Regions from separate parts of the Homo sapiens genome. Here region 1 is linked to region 2. Evidence: read pairs that join two places in POLR2A ChIA-PET (ENCODE). Cell type or tissue: Panc1. All regions are shown on one strand. Each heading gives the region's core, and the rest is flanking DNA. Links, peaks and the distances in the headings are about the cores only. Region 1 holds the start of SNORA70G (small nucleolar RNA, H/ACA box 70G). Region 2 has its middle 38 kb from the start of RAP1B.

Evidence for each region. ChIA-PET counts read pairs that join two places held together with the same protein. Peaks named below come from ENCODE experiments on the same cell type or tissue, not always from the same donor. Only the 100,000 strongest peaks of a DNase experiment are listed, where the experiment ranks them.
Region 1: POLR2A ChIA-PET joins it to region 2 with 5 read pairs; 22 of 35 experiments call an interaction of 5 or more read pairs at or near these places.

The regions. Positions count from the first base shown.
Region 1 is chr12:68,625,785-68,628,704 of GRCh38, reverse strand. All of the region lies in intron 1 of RAP1B (RAP1B, member of RAS oncogene family), which reads right to left. It overlaps SNORA70G (small nucleolar RNA, H/ACA box 70G), which reads left to right and starts at 1,330; the gene lies at 1,330-1,471. It also overlaps the pseudogene RPL10P12. In Panc1, for the core only: no CTCF peak of the experiment used is centred there; no DNase peak of the experiment used is centred there.
Region 2 is chr12:68,571,309-68,574,228 of GRCh38, reverse strand. No RefSeq gene overlaps it. Among named protein-coding and RNA genes, the nearest start is that of RAP1B, 38 kb to the left of the region's middle. In Panc1, for the core only: no CTCF peak of the experiment used is centred there; no DNase peak of the experiment used is centred there; H3K27ac peaks cover 2,436 bases.

The sequences.
Region 1 (2,920 bases), core at 174-2,673, 54 kb before region 2:
CCAGAGCTTCAATATTCATGAAAAGCTTGGATCTACCAAAAGTGACACCATCAGGGCCTCTTTATTTCTGGAAAAGCAGTTTGCCCCAGTCTCATTCTTGTACTTTTCTCTCACAAGGATACCACTCATTTTCTTCACATAAATATCCCTTTGAAAAGTTTTTGCTAAATTTTCTAAAATCACGCATTGGACAAGGTTTCCTGTTGGAAGTTATACAAATCACATTTACATATAAAAATAAGTCATTAAAAAATACCAAGCAACTTACAAAATTACTGTGGAAAACTAGAGAATGAAGTTGGAAGCTAACATAGCCACAAACACCCGAAACCGTATTACAAAACTGGCCAGGTGAGGAAACTGCTGTCACATCACTAACAGTAGATGCTTCAGTTTGTATCAGTTGTTTCTGCAGCAGAAAACTGATTTGTGGTGTACATCAACCAAGAGGAGAAGAGAAATCTATCAGAAATTTATCATCTCTTCCATCTCAAGTTAAAGTACATGTAATTTTGTGGGGCCTAGGTCAAGTACTTGTGCCCTAGCTGCAAGGGAGGCTGGAAAAGCTAGTATCTGGCATCTTCATTTCCTTCTTTTTAAGAGACAGGGTCTCATTCTGTTACCCAGGCTAGAGTGCAGAGGTGCAATCATAGCTCACTACAGCCTCAACTCCTGGGCTCAAGCGATCTACCCACCTCAACATCCTGAGTAACTGGACTATAGGCGTGTGCTGCATGCCTGATTAAATTTTTTTTTTTAAATTTTTTGCAGATACAGGGTCTTGCTATGTTGCCCAGGCTGGTCTCAAACTCCTGGCCTCAAAAGTGATCCTCCTGCCTTGGCCTCCCAAAGTGTTGGGATTTCAGGAATGAGTCACCACTGTCTGGCCCATTTTCATTTTCTATAAAGCAAGGCTATCTACCAAAACTTAGGTCTGTTTTTTCAGTATACTGGGGAGTCTCTCTAAAGATAAATTAACATACCCTGTACATCTATCTATATGATAAAAGACGCTTTTAGTTAGGTATTATGTTTCTGTTAGATGTAGTTTGGCTGGTATGGGTCACATTCCAGCATGACGTGAAGTAAGGAGCTACACATGGGGTATTTCGAAAAGTGGGTAAAACAAAAGTCACGCTGGGAATAACGAGAGGTGAAGTTTCAAGGTCAGGTCAAATTTAAATGTGAAGGCCCAGAAGCCCGGGAGACCTAATCAATTTTAAAGTAGTGGTTGGCTACCAAACCATTTATACTCCTAACACTATTATTAGTAAAATCTCTCATTCTAGTAGGGATTGGGTATATTTGTGTGTTTTAAAAAACACCCTGCTGCAGCCTATTAAGCCAACTGAGTTCCTTTCCTCATGGGGGGGCCCAGTGTGCAATGGCTGCAAACAGCAGCTTCCTTGGTAGTGTATGCAGCCTGTGTGTTGTATTGTATGGGTTGCTCTAAGGGACCCTGGAGACAGTCCTTTCAGATGGATGTTCATGTTTCTGACCTTGCACTACCCCAGTGTAGGTTCCAAACAGGCATGCGAGGTGCCTTTGGGAAGCCCCAGGGCACTGTGGCCAGGGTTCACACTGGCCAAGTTATCATCTCCATTCACACCAAGCTGCAGAACAAGGAGCATGTGATTGAGGCCCTGCGCAGGGCCAAGTTCAAGTTTTCTGGCCGCCAGAAGATCCACATCTCAAAGAAGTGGGGCTTCACCAAGTTCAATGCCAATGAGTTTGAAGACATGGTGACTGAGAAGCGGCTCATCCCAGATGGCTGTCGGGTCAAGTACATTTCCAATCGTGGCCCTGTGGACAAGTGGCGGGCCCTGCACTCATGAGGGCTTCCACTGTGCTGCCCCCTCTTAATACTCACCAATAAATTCTACTTCCTGTCCACCCAAAACAAACAAACAAACAAACAACAAAAAAAAAACACCCTGGAAAATTCTGATACTACCTTCCCTCTTCCTTAAGACCTTTACCCGAGACCAGAAATATTAGGGGCTGTCTACTAGGACCATTTTATTCATCTTTTTGCCTATAAAATAAATTTCCCCAATTTAATACAGAAAAGGGTGTCTGCTATTCCTCAGATCTCCAGAAATCAGATTATTAATACTTTAAATAAGCTACTCAAATGCCTTAACTTCCACAAGTCACAGATTAAAAATGAGACACTACCTCCAAAGGGATGACTGAGACTGGGGGGAAAGAGGTTATCCAAGATGGTTCTCTATGTCCAAAATTTAAAGATACCATCAAAAACGCCCTATAATATTTGCTGAACAGGTTGCAAAGTAACTACAACCACCACAGAAATATCCCTATTAGTTAGGGAAAATAACTACTTTCACATATTTCAAGCAAATACTATACTACATGCAGTTTATAAGCTGTTGGGTTAGAGGTATAAGAAATTGGAAGTGAGGAACTTTAGTGTTAGTAGATAAATCAAGGTAAGAACTCCAGAACAAAGCATACCCATTTTCATGAATGGAAGAATGCCATAAATATCTTCTCAATATAAATGCTTAAGTGGGGTGGTGCTTTTGCAAACCACCACCCTCCACAAGGATGGGTGAAGCTTTTTTAAAACATGATTTTACAGTCTGTTTCAACACAAGGCCGAATATAGAAATAAACAGAATTAGTGTCTTCCATGAGAGGAGAAACAAATGGCTCAGAAAAATATTTTATTTCATTTTGCTGTTAACCTCATAACCAGGATCAGGTGACAAGCTTAATATGACCACTCCTGAATACACCTGAAACTTTTTTTTTTTTTTTGAGACAGAGTCTCGCTCTATCGCCAGACTGGAGTGCAGCGGCACGATCTTGGCTCACTGCAACATCTGCCTCCTGGATTCAAGCAATTCTCTTGCCTCAGCCTCCCGAGTAGCTAGGACTACAGGTGCGCGCCACC
Region 2 (2,920 bases), core at 167-2,666:
ATTTTGATAACTGTATTTCAATATAATCGGTTTGCTATCTTCTGTCTTATAGATTTAAAAACATTTTCAGAAAGGGGTCCACCAGACAGCCAAAGCGGTACATGGAACAAAATAGGTTAAGAACCCCTAAAGAGGCCAGGTGTGGTGGCTCACGCCTGTAATCCTAGCACTTTGGGAGGCTGAGGCGGGTGTATTGCCTGAGCTCAGGAGTTCAAGACCAGCCTGGGCAACACAGTGAAACCCCGTCTCTACTAAAATACAAAAATTTAGCCAGGTGTGGCGGCATGTGCCTGTAATCCCAGCTACTCGGGAGGCTGAGGCAGGAGAATTGCTTGAACCGGGGAGGTGGAGGTTGCAGTAAGCTGAGTTCATGCCACTGCACTTCAGCCTGGGCAACAGAGTGAGACTCTGTCTCCAAAAAAAAAGAACCCCTAAAAAGTTGGCATAAAGGTGTGTGGAGCAAGGGAACTCTGGTCAAATGCAGTCTCCAAGTCAAACTCTGATCCAGGGAATCCTATGAAAGAAAGAGAGAGCCTCATCTGCCCTTCCAGCTTTCAGCAAGGATGACTATTCCTCAATCTAACAGAGCTTAATGTTTATGGGGAATTTTTAGAGAAATTGAAAACAGATTCCTGAATCAGAAATCTTGGAATGTAAAGAAAACTAGCCAACCCATAGCCAGAAGTGTGAGCAGGTCCCAGGGGCCAATGGCCAATGGTGCTTCTATCCATAGTATATCAGGCATGAGCCCAGGTAGACTGGAGTGTTTCCATGGACCATGCCACGTAACTACTCATATGATTTCTGCACAAGGTTACTATGTTGCTCATTACTATGTTGCTCACTCTGTACTCAGTTTTAGGGGGATACTTAGTAATATTTAATATGTAAAACACTGACACAACTTTAGTCTTTATTCTGAAATATGTATACAGAAGAATCTAGCTTCTACTCTTCAAAATTTAATGTGGATCTAATAGTATATCCAGAGGTTGACTGTGTCTTGGGACTGCTATTATCTTGAGCTAATCACTGCATTCTCTGATTACTCATTGGTGAAAGCATTTATTTTAAAATGCATAACCTTAAAATAGAAATAATTTAGGAAAATTATGTGTATCAGTTAGGATTAAGATCTGCTGCATGTAATTGGAAACTCTAAATCACAGTAGCTTAACAAGATGTATATTTATTTTCTCTTATGCAAAAATAAAAAGCCTGATGTAAGACGTCCAAGAGTATTATGATATCTCTGTAAAGTCACCGACCCAGTTTCCTTCTTTCTGCTATCCATCCTTAACTGGTGACATTTGTCTTTAAGTTGCCTCATGAGTCAGTATGGCTGATTGAGCTCTTGCCATCACATCTGCATTCCAAGCAGCAGGAAGGAGAAACCCCAGAAGGATAAAAGCATTCTTTTTGCAGCTGAGTTGGCCTCTTTTTAGCAGCCTTCTTAGTAGGTCCCATTTGATACTTCTGCTTGTATTTCCTTGAGCAGAACTTAGTCACAAGGTGCTACCTAGTTTAAGGGAGAATGGGAATGTAATCAAATAATTATGTGTAAACTGTTGCCTCTGAAAAAACAAAAAACTGGGGTTCTATTTCTAAAGAAGAAAAGGAAGTGGTTATTGGGCAGCAAGTTATGGCCCCTGTGACAGTATATACAGGGAAAGTTTAATTAAGCATACACATGCTTCACAGAAGTACTCAAAAAATAGCACTGGACTAGCAGACAGTTGCCTTACGTCCTAGTCCCACCTCTACCTTTTATCTACCACACTTTGAGCAAACTATTTAGCTTCTTTGAAGTTTAGTTCTTTCATTTTTAATGTGGATGTGATAATTCTTTTCCTTTCAGCTTTTCCATTGTTGTGAACTATAATTGAAGCAATGCATATGAAAGCACTTTTAAAAGTATAAAAGCATTGCATAAATGCAAGGTATTTTGTTTCTTCAGGTACATGGGAGCTGTGATCAGAGAAGGGTCTTTTCAGTTGATCTCTCAGTAAACTAGTTACTCATAAAACCCCAAGCCGAGAAGCAATCCCCATCTCTATATTAACTTAGCAACCTCTGATAATGTATTTTCTAAATTTAGATGGAGATTAAACTGTTGTGTCACCAGATCATTAAATGACGCCAGCTACATGTACTGTAACTGTGATATGGGTAAAGAAAGAAATTTTAAATTCTGTCTGATGGCTAATGTTTTCATGGGAATCTTGGTTATCACTGAGAGGACAGCATCAACTCTAGCTAGCAGAAGCAGAAAGGGATGCCTTGCAAGATTTAATACGGCTTGCAGAATCACTGGGGACAGGGAGCAGAAGAAAGAGCCCCTAGGCTGAGCTTCCATAGATAACTCTCAAAGCCCCCACAGAATTGTGCTGTGGCTCCTGCCATGATCAAGAAGCCGTCTGTTAAATCAGGAGTCTTGCTCAGGGTCTTGACTCCAGAGTTCACAGTGCTGCAGTCTCAAACAGAACCAGCCTGATCCACACCAGCAAAATGGTGCCTCTTGCTCTTTCTTACCCCACTTAAATCCATTCCAAACCCCGTCCCACATGATTGCATTTGATTGATAAAACCTCCATCAACCCAGAACCCTAGCTTCAAGGGAGGGTAAAAAATATAGCTTTCATCTTTGAAACCTCTGCTAGAAGCATGTTGACATGCATATTGTATGTGCCAATTCGTAATATCTGCCAGAGTGAATGTTAATTGTACCTATGAAATAGAATGTGCTATTTGAGGCCCCCAAATACTGCCAACATGTCTTAGAAATGAAATTATTTCAACGTGGCATAATATAATCAAGGCAGAGGGAATTCATTTAACTTAACTGTGGATTGACTGAAGAGTCAGGAAATATAGAACACATGCATGTACACATATCTGCAGCATGCTATTAAGTTAATAC